2 separate regions of the Mus musculus genome follow, and region 1 is linked to region 2. The links are chromatin loops, found by intact Hi-C in ENCODE. Cell type or tissue: gastrocnemius. All regions are shown on one strand. Links, peaks and the distances in the headings refer to the core of each region. The heading gives the core; the rest is flanking DNA.

Region 1 (8,345 bases), core at 117-8,116, 630 kb before region 2:
TGAATTTTTTCTCTTAATATATCTTTTGTTTGTTTGTGGTTTTGTCTTTAAGGAAGGGTCTCATATAGTATAAACTGGTCTTGAACTCTGTATACACATATACCTCCTAAGTGCTTGGATTACAAGTGTCTACCACCACACTTGGCTTTTTTTATATAAAAATATAAAACTGAATAGTATTCTAATAATCCAACCTTTATTTTGTAAATGTACACATAGTTGATATACACATGACTGTTAACATGTAGATTTTATTTTACTCACTGTGTGATTTGTGTGTACCACAAATTATTTAACCAATCTTTGCCTGAAATCAACACCTTTGTGTTTGTAAGAATAGTTGGTTTTATTTACAATGCTAGGGTATTGAGCAGACTTGAGAGAGAGTGGGGGGGGTGTAGATAATTGATATGTAGATGAATAGATAAATTAGATTACATTCACTTGACTAGTTAGCCCCCATGCCAAATTAAATTATGAGTGTAGCTTTCATTACAAACACCAGGTGTGGTGATACATACCTTTAATCCCAGCACCTAGGAGGCAGAGGCAGGTAGGTCTTCATGAGCTTGTGGCCAGCCTAGTCTACAGAGCAAGTTCCAGGACAGCCAGAGCTACACAGAGAAAACATTTCTCAAAACAAAACAAAACAAAAATCGTAACAAACATGAAATTTGCTACATGGTATTTTTTTTCTATATTTTTTATTCCGTATTTTCCTCAATTACATTTCCAATGCTATCCCAAAAGTCCCCCACACCCCCCACTCCCCTACCCACCCATTCCCATTTTTTGGCCCTGGCGTTCCCCTGTACTGGGGCATATAAAGTTTGCCTGACCAATGGGCCTCTCTCTCCAGTGATGGCCGACTAGGCCATCTTTTGATACATATGCAGCTAGAGTCAAGAGCTCTGGGGTACTGGTTAGTTCATAATGTTGTTCCACCTATAGGGTTGCAGATCCCTTTAGCTCCTTGGGTACTTTCTCTAGCTCCTCCATTGGGGGCCCTGTGATCCATCCAATAGTTGACTGTGAGCATCCACTTCTGTGTTTGCTAGGCCCCGGCCTAGTCTCACAAGGGACAGCTATATCACGGTCCTTGCAACAAAGGCTTGCTAGTGTATGCAATGGTGTCATCGTTTGGAGGCTAATTATGGGATGGATCCCTGGATATGGCAGTCTCTACATGGTCCATCCTTTTGTCTCAGCTCCAAACTTTGTCTCTGTAACTCCTTCCATGGGTGATTGTTTCCAATTCTAAGAAGGAGCAAAGTGTCCACACTTTGGTCTTCGTTCTTCTTCAGTTTCATGTGTTTTACATATTGTACCTTATATCTCGATATACTAAGTTTCTGGGCTAATATCCACTTATCAGTGAGTACATTTCATTTGAGTTCTTTTGTGATTGGATTACCTCACTCAGGATGATGCCCTTCAGGTCCAACCATTTGCCTAGGAATTTCATAAATTCATTCTTTTTAATAGCTGAGTAGTACTCCATTGTGTAAATGTACCACATTTTTTGTATCCATTCCCCTGTTGAGGGGCATCACTACATGGTATTTTTATTTTGAAGTTTGTTTTGTTTTGCTTTGATGTTTTAAGATTTTACATTGTATCAGATCCCTTGTATGAGAATTTAAAATAAGCTTTCTCCTCTCCTAAAGAATACAAACTCTAGCCTTAGTGAATATCATCTTTCCCTATATGTGGATTCCTGACAGAATACAATGATTTGAAAGTGTAGGTCATGTCAAGACTTGAGCCACTTCTCCACACCCTAAGAGCTCTACCAGAGCCTTTGAATTTTGACTCCAGCCTCAACACCTCACTGCAGCCTGAAGAAATCTCTTGGGTTGTCACATCTATTCGGTCCTTCTGCTCGTCTGCTCTAGTGGAAGCAAGAACAGGAGACACAATCTAATGCTTGCTACCTGTACTTGTCTGAATTGCTTTAAGATACCTTTACTTGAATGAAGTAAGGATCTTCACTAGAAAAAAATTTCAATACAAATCAGTATGAAGTAAACTTTGAGCTTATTAAAAAACAGACTCAATATAGTCATTTAAATGTGGGTTTTATATAAGCAGGCATGCATTCTACCACTAAGCTATATCCCAAATCCTTAGTTCAAGGTCAGCTATTGTAATTCTGACTTAAACAAAATTGAGAAAATTATTTGGTATATAGCTTAACTTAACTCTGTACCCCAAGCCAGAATTTTTCTGGTCTTCTTTTTCTTGGAAGTCCTTCTTCTCAGACTTCAAAGCAGCTGACCAGATCTGTTCCATTAGGCCAAATTTTGACGACATCTGATGTGGCCTTGTTCAAAGGACCTCTAAGAAACTTTTTCTCCTTTTAGTAAATTAAATCACAATGTGGTTTTGAGGAGAATTGGGTAGGAGTCTGTTGGAGTCCATCAAAAGACTCCCACTCACAAAGACCACAGAGATCACCATCACTGCAAACCACAAGAGGTTTGTTTTTGTTTTTTTTTTTTTTTTATTAATCCAACGCATTGGGGACCATCCTCTCAGCATGCAGGCAAGAAGAGAGACCCAGAACAAACAAAGAACATACTTTTTATGCCTTGTAAGGGGCAAATTTAGGCAACAGGGCTATCTGGCTTATTCTCATTAGTGTAGCAAGTAACCTTTTCAGGCATTGGTTGGTTTGCATAGGATGACTACCTTTGGCCTAGTGACTTACTCTGCCTGCACTTATGGTGGATTATCAGCAAAGCAGCAGTATATCTTGAACTTATGGGTCAGCTATTAACATCACAGCTATTAATGTCACAGGGAATTCTAACGACAAGATCTGGGCAGTTTGTAGTTTTTCTCAGAATTTAGTGGGGGGGGGAGGTCAGGGGAATTTCTCTGGGAACTGCTATCTTGTTATGGTTATTTTTCTGAGAACAGCTCATTTTGTTTTGGCAGCTGTAGACTTAGTCATTTTGATTGCTACGTTTCTAAAACCCCTTCAAAGCGGGGGAGTGGTCTTGAATTTATTTTGGCTTATACAAGTCCAGGATGATATGCTAAAAACATAGATCACAACATTCAAAGGCATTCTGGCTATCCATGCTCACAGAGAATCCAGGGTATATTTGTCTCATCAGGAAATGATGAGGTGGAGGTGTGAGGGAATGGACAAGTATTTGCCTCATTAAAAAAATGGTATTAAAAAGTTTATGCAGGGTATCCTTGGAGGACTCTTTTCAAGATATCGTGGAGGTGGCCACCAGCACCTGTGAGGCTAAGGCCACTGCAAGGAGCCTAAGAGACCCACAGAGGTTTTGAGGAGAGGCTTGGCAGCCAAGGATGAACCTGCAGAGCATCAAGTATCTTTGGAACAACTGAAAAGTAAAGGTCTTATGGGAAGAATCTTTAAAAATAGGTTTATGAACTTGGGAAAAAATGGCAGACACAGCAGTATAGAAGGCCAAGAGAAGCAGAACTAGAGATGCAGAGGCAGCAGCCGGGCAACAGTGATGGGTAGAGGAGTGTGTCTTTGACAGACAAATGAGCATGTTATTGCCAAGTAGGGCATGTACTCTGGTGGCTGCGAAGCTTGGGACAGTACCAGGTTCCTTCAGCTGCTCTCAGGGAAGGAGAGCATGGGGCTGCCTTACTGCCTGCAAGCTGGTCAAGCCCTGGGAACCAGGTTGGGGGCTGGAAGGTAAGCAGCAACCTGAACTCTGGAAGGTACTGCCCCATAAGAGATACCAATCAAATGATCACCTTGACTCAGAGCAACAAGATATTCACAATAAAGAATGGTTCATTTTTCTGACTCTTCAAAAGACTCCCACAGTCCATGCTGCCATCAGAGGCCATGTGGGTATCTGTAGTCCTGTAGTCTGCAGGAGGCAAGGTTGATGTCTGTGGCAGTGCTGCCAGTGGAATTCATGATCCATGCTGCCACTGGTTGCTGTGGACAAGGAAAGTTATTTTGCAGTGATATCCGTGACTGCTGGCTCATAACTGAGAATGACACTGAAGTTTCCTGTGACATGCCCACCACCACCACCACCACCACCACCAAAAGAAACAGTCTAGATAGGAAGCTATAGAACAGAGTCCTTAAAAATTCCAATAAACAGTCAGGCAGTGGTGTCACATGCCTTTAATCCCAGCACTTGGAAGACAGAGGCAGGTGGATTTCTGAGTTTGAGGCCAGCCTGTTTACAGAGTCCCAGGACAACTAGGGCTATACAGAGAAACCCTGTCTCGAAAAACAAACAAACAAACAAAAATTGTGATAAAGATAATGGATTGTAGGTCTTCTCAGCTGAGGGCTTCTGGGTGGGGGTGGAGAAGAGGAAAGATATAACTCAGTTTTCTTTTAAGGGGCTGGCCACTTGGAGCTTGACCATGCTCCATTGAGGCTATGGGCAACACTAATTGGACTTGGAGTTTTCTTTTGTTTTGTTTTTTTGGTTTTGGTTTTGTTTTGTTGTTGTTGTTTTTGGGGTTTTTTTTTTTTGGTTTTTGTTTGTTTGTTTGTTTGTTTTGTGGGGAAGGACAGATGGGGAAATGGAGTGAAGAAAGCAGACCAGGGAGGAATGGGAAGTAAGTGTGATAGAGGTGATCTTAGGGTTTCTATTGCTGTGAAGAGACACCATGACCACTGCAACTCCTATAAAGGAAAACATTTTATTGGGGCTGGCTTACAGTTCAGAGGTTTAATCCATTATCATCATGATGGGAAACATGGTGACACACAGGCAGTCATGATACTAGAAAAGGAGCTGAAAGTGCTATATATTCATCTGCAGGCAGCAGAAGTGAACTGTGAGCTACACTAGGTGTAGCTTGAACATAGGAGAACTTGAAACCTGCCTGCACAATGACACACTTTCTCCAACAAGGTCACACATCCTAATAGTGTCACTCTGAATGGGCCAAGCATTCAAACACATGAGTCTATGGGGGCCTAACCTATTCAAACCACCACAGATGTATTGTATGAAATTCTCAAACTATCAATAGAAAGCTTGTGTTGGGGAAAGTGTTTATGTAGAATGAACGCTAAGTCAGTGATATCGCTCAGTTGGTAAAAAGTTTCAGTTCAACCTGAGTTCAATACCCAGAATCCATGTGAAGGTATGAGGAGAACCAACTCCACAAAAGTCCTCTGACCTCCGAAGGCACTATGGCACATCTGTCCCTTCATGTGTGGGCTGTACCACACATGTATGTACATGCACACATGCATGCACACACCCACACACATCATATGTACACATAATAATAATGCATAAAGTTTAAAAAGGGTATGTGGTATAGAAGAGACAGAAACACGGCAGGCAAATTCTCCAGGAAAATTATCACACCTAAACCCAGAGGGAATGGAGATAAGGAAGTTATTATCTTGAGTGACAGACACTTGTATAGAGTCATACCTAGATAGATAAGTGAGCATTTCATTATCTTATTAAGAAGTGCACATTATGCATTTGTCTTCCCTAATGCTGGCTGCTCCGAGTGAAGGCCACAGGTCATTAGAAGTTAGAGTTTGAGTTAGTTACTCCTTATAGGAAAACATACAAAGGCAACTTAAAGAAGGAAGTGTTTATTTTGGCTCACACCTTGAGTGTATAGTCCAGCATGGTGGTAAGGCCAAGGCAGCAGGAGCATGAGGCTACACTCAGAAGGCAAAGATTGATGGATACTGATGCTGTCCTATTTTATTCAGTCTGGAACCTGGAGCCCTCTTGTGCTGGCTACACTCAGTGTTGGTCTTCTGGTCAGGCTGGCAATCAAGATTTACTATCACAGTATCTAAATATTTATATAGGAACCAAGATGTTGCAGGATGTCCGATCCAGCCAACAGAATTCAGAAAGAACTAGAAAGAGTGAGCATATTGAGCACTAAATCTCAGATGCTGAAAACATTCTAGGATGAGGAATGAAGGTCCTTTTTATTCTGGAGCTGCTTCAGGACTGAGAAGGAGCATCAAGGGCCTCTGGTTGGTGGTACTGATCTGCCATAGAATGGTAGAACTATAAGGCATAAAAAGCTTGAGTTGTACTTTGAGAGAGGATGAAGTGCTTATCATAAGAGGTTGAAGGGCAAGTTACGGCATCACTTGGATGTCAAGAGGTTCTTGGTAAGAAGCAAGCACCAAGATGGGTGGTTGTGGTGCATGCTTTTAATCCCAGAATTTAGGAGGCAGAAGCAAGAGGATCTCTGTGAGTTTGAGGCCAGTCTGATCTACAGAGTGAGTTTCACAACAGCCAGGACACAAGAAATCTTGTCTCAAAACAAACAAGCAAGCAAAAACAAAAACAAAACCCAACAGTGTTGAAAGTAATGTTTGTATCCCTGAGAGAATATTAGTTCAATGGCCTCTAATCTGAAAGAAGGCAAACCAAGAAAGAGATGAAAAGAAGGGAAAGAAATGTGCCAGGGAACAGGAAAGCCAGCTCCATGTGTGTGCCCTTCATAATCACCCACTGGAGGCACTCCAGTGGATGTCTGTTCTTTAGTCCTCTAGCTGTATTTTATACTATCCTCAGTTTGTTGGCATAGACACAGCAGTCTGCTTCCAAGGACTTTTTCCTGTGGCCTGTAGTCCTTAATACAAACCTAGACCTGGATCAAAAGTCTGTCTTCTGACAAGACTGCATTCTTAACTGGTAAGCAAGGGGATATGAGAAAGCAAATCTGTGCTTATGTTTGGCAGTGAGAGTGTGAGAAGGAGTAAATCCAGAGAGAGATGGGAGATCTATTTGAAATGTGAATGGAGGGAGATTTAATCAGATTCTTTCAAATGGAGTCAAGGGGTGTTACCAGTCCAATTAGTGGTATATACATACAAAGCCAAAGTGGTTTTATGACCTACAAAGTTCTCAGCAAGAAGTGAACTATGTTGTCAAAGAAGATTGTAGGCTGCTATAGAGGCTGGTAATAGGAATAGAAAAAAATCATAAAAGTCATAACATTTAAAAGTGATACCTTAGAGTGATTTTAGGAAAGCAGATAAGAAATTGTATTGGCTAAGTTTCTGTTCCTGTGATAAATCTCCCTGACCAAGGAAGGCAACTTACAGAAGAAACAGTTAATTTTGACTTATGGTTCCAAAGAATGGGAGTCCATCGTGGCATGGCAGAGGTAGTAGGCAGAGATGGTGGCTGTAATATAATATATGTACAAAGCAGAAAGCATAAACTTAAATTAAGGCAAGGCTTTAAGTTCTTTTTTTTTTCCTTTAATTTATTCACTTTACATCCCGACTGCAGCCCCCTCCCTCCTCTCTTCCCAGTCCCACCCTTACATACTCCTCTCCCACTTCCCCTTCCCTTCTCTTCAGAGAAGGGGAAACCCCCATGGGTACCAACTTGCAGTTGCAAGTCGCAGCAAGACTAAGTGTATCCTCTCCCACTAAGGCCAGACAAGGCAGCCCAGCTAGGGGAAGGGGAATCCAAAAGCAGGCAATAGTCAGAGACAGCCCACACTCCAATTGTTAGGGGACCCATCATAAAGACCAAGCTGCGTATTTGCTACAAATCTGTACAAGGCCTAGATCCAGCCCATGTATGCTCTTTGGTTGATGGTTTAGTCTCTATGAACTTTCATGGGCCCAGGTTAATTGATTCTATAGGTCTTCTTCTATGTCTCCCTAAACTTTGCCTAGTGTTTGGCTGTGGATCTCTTCATCTGTTTCCATTAGCTGATGGCTGAAGCCTCTCAATACAATTATACTAGGCTCCTGTCTATAAGCATAGCAGAGTGTTGTTAACAGTGTCAGGGATTGAATCTCTCCCAATAATTTTATCTCTGTTTCCCTTCTATCTCTTATCTTAATTACCCACTTATTTTATTCTAAGTCATGCCATGGATGGTTACCTTGTCCTCAGTTTCATAAAACCAACTTCTTCTGTGTCTGAGGGAAATCTCCCATGCCTGACTATTTTCCCTGAATTCCTTTTTTTTTTTTTTTTAGAATTAATTTTTTATTAGGAATTTTCCTCATTTACATTTCCAATGCTATCCCAAAAGTCCCCAATACACTCCCCCCCCACTCCCCTACCCCCCCACCTCCCACCTTTTGGCCCTGGCATTCCCCTGTACTGGGGCATATAAAGTTTGTGTGTCCAATGGGCCTCTCTTTCCAGTGATGGCCGACTAGGCCATCTTTTGATACATATGCAGCTAGAGTCAAGAGCTCTGGGGTACTGGTTAGTTCATAATGTTGTTCCACCTATAGGGTTGCAGATCCCTTTAGCTCCTTGGGTACTTTCTCTAGCTCCTCCATTGCGGGCCCTGTGATCCATCCAATAGCTGACTGTGAGCATCCACTTCTGTGTTTGCAAGGCCCAGGCATTGTCTCACAA
Region 2 (8,345 bases), core at 295-8,294:
AGTATGGATTCCCCCCCCAGGTGAGAAATCTTCATGAATCATTTCATGTATGTGTATGTATGTGTATGTATATGTGTATGTGTATGCTTATGTGTATGTGTATACAACTGTTTGAAGTCTAACTGTAAAGCAAAGGGCAGAAACAGAGAGATGTGTGGCCTTAACCCATTCAGTACATCATCCACATTACATCAATCCATATTACATCATCCCTCATTACATCATCTCAGAGCCCCATATAGCAATACTCACACTATGTGCTCCTTGAATAGTGCGGACTAAGGTGAGCCCTTTCCAGACATAGATGTCACCGTTTAAAGCACCAGAGTAAGTGATGTCTTCTTTGGCACATGCAAGGCAAAGGATAGTCTGAAGATCTCCTGTTTTGCCAAATATGCCTCTTTTTGCAGTCAGGGCATTTCCACATAGTGTCCAAAACTAGGAAATAATAAAATAAATATATGCTGAAATAGAGTACTCTATATTCATTCCATTATTAGTATTTTCAGTAATTTTACAGAATATACTTTATCTGAACTGAACATAAATAAATTGTTTCTCTGTGTCATTAGAGAAACACAAAAACCCCTGCATACTCTAGAAGCATAAGAAAAACTCACAACGATATTTTTTAACTTTAAAAGCTCCAAAATTTCAAAATGTTAATGTTTAATGGCATTTAAATGACCCCAGTGTTCACAGAATAGAACTGGTCTTTTATCAAATGAATATAGATTGCAGAAAAGTTCAGAAATGTAGATAAGTATAAAGAGAAAGCCACATCTACAGCACATGCCTGTAATCTTAGCACTTGGGAGGCAGCGGAAGGAGGAACATTGCACACGGGAGGCTAGCCTGGTCTACATAGCAACTTCCAGGCTATCCAGAACTACTTAATAAGACCATACATAGAAAATGTGATGTGATATGATATGGAGTAGTGTGTGTGTGTGTGTGTGTGTGTGTGTGTATACATTAATGTACTACATAAAGAAAAAATGGCTAGGAATAACTTCATATTAGCATAACACATATCACCTAGCCATTTTAAAGTATGTACATATATTTTACAAAATGCTTTCTAGGCTGGTTGGTGGAGTTGGTTAGAGCATAGTGGCAATAAAAATAATTCCTTTTTAACCAAAATATTATAGTTTGCTTTTTTTTTCTTTTTTTACTATAGAATTGCTGACATATATTTCTAAATACAAGTGATACGTCACAAAGGCACACAATCACCCAGGCTTCTCCATTTTGTTTGCACAGATCTTTTGGAAGATGGCAAGCTTAAAGCTTGGACGATTTGTAGATGGCAGCAGGGACACCACCATAGTTATACAGAAATCCAGTATTTTTCCTTGATGTAGTTCCTAATGTATGAGCTGGTGTAACTCTGGTGCCACTACCTAGGCCCCACAGTCTCCAAATGCCTTCTACATCTGTGTTTAATCTCACAACACCCTGGAGCACAGGTTCAGTCAGATTCTGCTACTCTTTCATATGCAAATGTAGATGAGTAAGCAGAAGTACTTTTCTAAAGACACGGATTCTATAAGAAACCAGAGAAACCTGGGTCACTGCTTTGAGAACCGCAACTAAAAATGAGGGTGTGCGGAAACAACAATCAAGGCTTTTGTGACAACATACTCAGATTATACTCAAGAGGCGGGGCCAGTGAGCAGCTATAGGAAGCCAAGTTACAGTACTTGAAATGAACAGGAATGGCATAGTGGGCAAGAAATTACATCTCACCCAGGAGAGCAAGATTAGATGACTCTAAGGGGCAAGGATGTATGGAAGGAAAAATCAGAGGCAATCCTAATATTTTGTGCCTGCAGGAGAGGAAAGATGGTGGTCCTCTCAGAGTATGGTGATGGAAAAGCTTTGGGCAGAAGCACTGCTCTGCAGACCCACTTCAGAGATGAGAGCATGCATTCATTCAACTATTTGAAACAGTGGTGAATTCTGGAAGTAAGAGCCTCCATAGTTTGGGGGCAAGAGTGAGAAAGTAAGTCTTGAGGAGAGTATCTACTCACTCACTAGAACATGAACATATGCAAGGAAAGGAAAAAAGTAAGCAATGCTTGTTATCCTGGAAGAACTTACAAAGTATAAAAGAGAAGAGTTTGATATCATCCACTAATTTTACTCAGAGACAACAATTTAATGTTTAATGATATTTTCTAAACAAATATATATTTTAAAAATTTAGGGGGCAATGGTGAGGAAAGAGTTTGATCCAGTACATCTCTTCAGAGTTGGTGATGAACTGTTGATGCAGGCTCACCAATCTCTACTGCTACTGCTAAAGGTAAGAATGCCTTTTTAATATCTGTCTGGGGAGGGAGGGCAGGCAGCTCATGGAGCTTAAGAGCTGGGATAAGAGGTATATTATAAACTCAGAAAGACAAAGTACACATTTTCTCTCATATGTGGAACTAGATTTAGTATGTTATATTTGTATATGTATACCGATGAGTCATGAGACTGGAAAGGTGGTCATAAGTGGGAGGAGAGGTTAGGGAGGGAGAGTAAAATAGTGTGGTGGCACTTCCTGATGTGTAACATAAGAGCAGGAAAGGGAATTGGGCAGCCAGCAGGGCAAGAAGGTGCCACAGTGGGGATGGCTTTGCAGGAAGGAAGGAATTAGAACAAAGAACAATGACATGGTAACGCCATAATGAAAACCACTCCTCTGTAAAAACATCAGAGCCACAAGTAGACTAGACTGCCCCATGGGAAACACATTTTGAATATTTCCCAGTATCAGTAAGTAGCCATCTAAGTCATGACTTACAATGATCACACATAGCATCATAAGAATGTTGTGTATTTTACTTAACCATGGGGGTAGCTGGTTTCAGGTTTTCTTCACTTTGGCTTTGCTATTGGAATGTTACTCAGCAATGAATCAGTTCTTGGTTCACAGTCCTCATAAGCCACTTGGGAGAAACTCCACATTATGAAATTACTGGACTAGGGAGGATTGGCATTTCTAGAGCTATCAATAAATACTGCCAAATTTTTGGTCAGAAAGACTAAATTTACCCATCCACAGTAAAACTTAGAAGCAGCCCCTCACTGAGTCCGTGTCAGCATCAGATACAATGTAATAAGATCTTAATATATTCATTTTTTAAAAGTCCATATTCAATAAGATTTAGCATTTTCATGTATGTAATGGCCAAAGCTGTTTCTAGTTTTTGTTGGTTATCCACGTAGTCTAAGGTATGGATTTGTTTTTATATTCCATGAGTACATTAATATCTACTCTTTGTCCTTTATTCTTGCTTGCATATGGTTTTCCTCCTGAGAGAGCAAATCCACAGTACATGTTAATTTATATATCTGCATACCAATATTATCATTATAACTTCTTTCTGCCCTTACAGATGGAAGAGGACCTTTCCACAGCCTGAGAGTAATTATACATTTACTTAAATGTTTCTTGTAAAGAAAGAGTCCTCCAGGGCCTTTATTTTATAAAAGGTGACCTTATAGAAGGTTCTGTATGTTGAGGCAATGTACCACACTGCAGCTATCCAAAGACATCTTTCCAACAGTCTGACAGCGTTTTGCTGATAAACTTTCTAGTAAAGACAAAGGTGGAATGCACCCAGCTATGTAGCTGTTCTCTTGGTCTGGTTTGCTTCTGCCCTCTGGTGGCCTCTGCACAAATTGTAACTCTATAAAATAGGAACTAGGTGATTGTTTTTGTCTGTGTGGGGAAGAGGCTTTGAAAGCCTGCAGCTGCCCTAGTTCATAGGCTTTCCCCTGTGACCTCTCCTATCTTCCCCCCATGATGTCTTCTGATCTTTAAAAGCCTTCCCAACATGGAAGCAACCATTTTTTTTAACATCACCCAGGGAAACATCATACTTCTTTAGTTATCTATGTTTTCTTAAATATTTCACACTTTAATTGGCTTAGAATTTACTTTTGTGTATAGTATGAAGTAATATTACACTCCCGAATAGTTTTAGTACCCAGTGGTTAGAGATACTACCATATTCTAAACTGTTGGTTAGAGACACCACTGTGTCTAAACTGACACAAATCGTTTACTTTGTTGCTTCAAAATTTTTTATTTATATAATTTAAATTATAACTTCTAACATGCTTTAGGAAATAGTGCATATTCTTCATCCTAATGAGTTTTTATCCTGAAGTTTTTGGTTATTTTCACTGTCTTATTTATCCAGATTAATTTAGATAAGGGCTATGCTTCAGGATTGAAAAACAATGACAGTCAAGTGAAGTGCCTAGCAGCAGCTAGACAGGAAGTTTAGTTCATTTAGTACTAATCAGAAGTTGCCTGATATTTCTAAGATTCCATGTTTTAAAACAAAACCTGTACTGCAGAGCGTGGTGGCGCACACCTTTAATCCCAGCACTCCGGAGGCAGAGGCAGGAGGATCTCTGTGTTCCAGGCCAGCCTAGCCTACAAAGTGAGTTCCAGGACAGCCAGGGGTACACCTAGAAACCCTGCTTCAAAAAATTAAAAATAAAAATAAAAAGCAGGGTCTGGAGAGGTGACTCAGCAGTTAAGAGTCTGCTCTTCCAGAAGACCAGAGTGTTAGTCCCAGCAACCACATGGTGGCTCACAATTTTCTGTAACTCCAGTTCCAGGAGATTTGACACAGACACACATGCAGCCAAACACCAAAGCACATAAAATTAAAATGGAAAAAAAAATCAAACATACAAAAATCATCTGTATTAACACATTTATTTTTCATGCAAGAATGCAAGATACCGATCTTGGTCATGATCTTGGTGGAGGGCCCAAAGGTCCCCAGAGGTCTCTCCATGCTGCAGGTTCCCTAGCACACCAGGGATCTTGAGATCACTGGTGAGTGGAATGCAACATCAGTTCCAAAAAACTCAGAGGGTCTTGTGCTAGCAGGAACAGGGTCAAAGGACAAAGGCAGGCCCTAGCACACCCAGAATCTTGGGCTCACTGAGAACTACGCAGGGGAGCATGTGGGCCGTAGAAGCAACAGAGCTTCCTGGACAGGGTCCCTTTGGGCCTTCATCCTCAGACAGGAGACAGAGCTGAGACCCAGACCCCTGGAAACCTTCCCTGCCAGAGAAGAGTCAGCCTCCAGGGAGGGCTCTGACTCCAGGAATCAGGAGGTGGATCTGAGCTCATGACTTCTGTGCACCTTTCCTGCAGGAGGAGACCTTGCTCTGACCACTGGGACACAGGAGAGAGTTGGTCTCCTAGGAGTGCTGACAGAGGCTAAAGAATCACAGGAGGAACAAGCTCAAGCCAGAGACAGCTAGAACGTCTAGCACTAGAAATTACCAGATGGTGAAAGGCAAATGAAAGAATCTTACTAACAGAAACCAAGACCACTGGGCATCATAAGAACCCATTACACCCACCACAGTGAGTGTACTCACACCCGAAAAGCAAGATTCAGATCTAAAATCATATCTCATGATGCTGGCAGAGGATTTTTAGAAGGGCATTAATAACTCACTTAAAGAAATACAGGAGAACACTGATAAACAGGTAGAAGCCCTTAAAGAGGAAGCACAAAAACCCCTCAAGGAATTACAGGAAAACATTGCTAAACAGGTAGAAGACCATTAAGAGGAAACACAAAAATTCCTTAAAGAATTAAAGGAAAACACAACAAAACATGTGATGGAATTGAACAAAACCATCCAAGATCTAAAAACGGAAGTAGAAACAATGAAGAAAACCCAAAGGGAAACAACTCTAGAGATACAAACACTAGGAAAGAAATCAGGAACCATAGATGCAAGCATCAGCAACAGAATACAAGAGATGTAAGAGAGAATCTCAGATGCAGAAGATTCCATAGAGAACACGGACACAACAATCAAAGAAAATGCAAAATTCAAAAAGATCCTAACCCAAAACATCCAGGAAATCCAGGACACAATCCAGGACACAGAAGACTAAACCTATGGATAATAGGTATAGATGAGAATGAAGATTTTCAACTTAAAGGGCCAGTAAATATCTTCAACAAAATTATAGAAGAAAACTTCCCTAACTTAAAGAAAGAGATGCCCATGAACATACAAGAAGCCTACAGAATTCCAAATAGACTGGACCAGAAAAGAAATTCCTCCAGACAAATAGTAATCAGAACAACAAATGCACTAAATAAAGATAGAATATTAAAAGCAATAAGGGAAAAAGGTCAAGTAACATATAAAGGCAGACCTATTAGAATTACACCAGACTTCTCACCAGAGACTATGAAAGCCAGAAGATCCTGGACAGATGTTATACAGACACTAAGAGAACACAAATGCCAGCCCAGGCTACTATACCCCGCAAAACTCTCAATTACCATAGGTGGAGAAACCAAAGTATTCCATGACAAAACCAAATTCACACACTATCTTTCCATGAATTCAGCCCTTCAGAGGATAATAATGGGAAAACACCTACACAAGGATGGAAACTACACCCTAGAAAAATCAAGAAAGTAATCCTTCAACAAACCTAAAAGAAGACAGCCACAAGAATACAATCCCACTTTAACAACAAAAGTAACAGGAAGTAAAAATCACTTTTCTTTAATATCTCTTAATATCACTGGACTCAATTCCCAAATAAAAAGACATAGACTAACAGACTAGCCTCAAAAATAGGACCCAACTTTTTGCTGCTTTCAGGAAACCAAATTCAGGGAGAAAGGCAGACACTATCTCAGAGTGAAAGGCTGGAAAACAATTTTCCAAGCAAATGGTCCAAAGAAACAAGCTGGAGTAGCCATTCTAATATGGAATAAAATCCACTTCCAATCCAAAGTTATCAAAAAAGACAAGAAGGGGCAGTTCATACTCATCAAAGGTAAAATCTACCAAGATGAACTCTCAATTCTGAATATCTATGCTCCAAATGCAAAGGCATCCACATTCATTAAAGAAACTGTAGTAAAGCTCAAAGCACATATTGCACCTCACACAATAATAGTAGGAGACTTCAACACTGCACTCTCATCAATGACAAGATCCTGGACAGAAACTAACCTGAAACACATGGAAACTTACAGAAGTTATGAACAGAAACTAAACTGAAACACATGGAAACTAACAGAAGTTATGAAACAAATGGATTTAACAGATATCTACAGAACATTTAATCCTAAAACAAAAGGATATACCTTCTTCTCAGCACCTCATGGTACTTCCTCCAAAACTGACCATATAATTGGTCACAAAACAGGCCTCAACAGATACAAAAATATTGAAATTATCCTATGCATCCTATCAGATCACCATGGGCTACGGCTGATCTTCAATAACAACATAAATAATAGAAAGCCAACATTCACATGGAAACTGAGCAACACTCTACTCAATGATACTTTGTTCAAGGAAGAAATAAAGAAAGAAGTTAAAGACTTTTTAGAGGTTAATTAAAATGAAGCCACAACATGCCCAAACTTAAGGAACACAATGAAAGCATTCCTAAGAGGAAAACTCATAGCTCTGAGTGCCTCCAAAGAGAAACTGGAGAGAGCATACACTAGCCACTTGACAGCATACCTAAAAGCTCTAGAACAAAAGGAAGCAAATTCACCCAAGAGGAGTAGAAGGCAGGAAATAATCAAACTCAGGGCTGAAATCAACCAAGTGGAAACAAAAAGAACTATTCAAAAAATAAACCAAACCAGGAGCTGATACTTTGAGAAAATCAACAAGATAGATAAACCCTTAGCCAGAATAACTAGAGGGCACAGGGACAGTATCCTAATTAACAAAATCAGAAATGAAAAGGGAGACATAACAACAGAACCTGAGGAAATCCAAAACACCATCAGATCCTACTACAAAAGGCAATACTCAACGAAACTGGAAAACCTGGATAAAAATAGACAAATTTCTAGACAGATACCAGGTACCAAAGTTAAATCAGGATCAGATTAATGACCTAAACAGTCCCATATCCCCCAAAGAAATAGAAGCAGTCATTAATAGTCTCCCAACCAAAAAAAGCCCAGACCAGATGGGTTTAGTGCAGAATTCTATCAGACCTTCAAAGAATACCTAATTCTAGTTCTCCTCAAACTATTCCGCAAAATAGAAAAAGAAGGTACTGTACCCATTTCATTCTATGAAGCCACAATTGCTCTGATACGTAAACTACATGAAGACCCAACAAAGATAGAAAACTTCAGATCAATTTCCCTTATGAATATCAATGCAAAAATACTCAATAAAATTCTCATTAATCAAATCAAAGAACATATCAAAACAATCATCCATCATGATCAAGTAGGCTTCATTCCAGGGATGCAAAGATGGTTTAATATACAGAAATCCATCAACATAATCCACTATATAAACAAACTTGT

Evidence for each region. Peaks named below come from ENCODE experiments on the same cell type or tissue, not always from the same donor. Only the 100,000 strongest peaks of a DNase experiment are listed, where the experiment ranks them.
Region 1: a loop joins it to region 2, with 3 times the contacts of the local background. A loop is called at or near these places in 9 of 42 quality-filtered maps.

Annotation. Positions count from the first base shown.
Region 1 is chr11:29,250,905-29,259,249 of GRCm38, forward strand. No RefSeq gene overlaps it. Among named protein-coding and RNA genes, the nearest start is that of Cfap36, 7.8 kb to the left of the region's middle. In gastrocnemius, for the core only: no CTCF peak of the experiment used is centred there; no DNase peak of the experiment used is centred there.
Region 2 is chr11:29,881,706-29,890,050 of GRCm38, forward strand. It overlaps Eml6 (echinoderm microtubule associated protein like 6), which reads right to left. Exons shown (of 42, transcript NM_146016.2): 6 at 253-438. Among named protein-coding and RNA genes, the nearest start is that of Gm22588, 36 kb to the left of the region's middle. In gastrocnemius, for the core only: a CTCF peak has its summit at 3,654 (motif pointing left); a DNase peak (open chromatin) is centred at 3,666.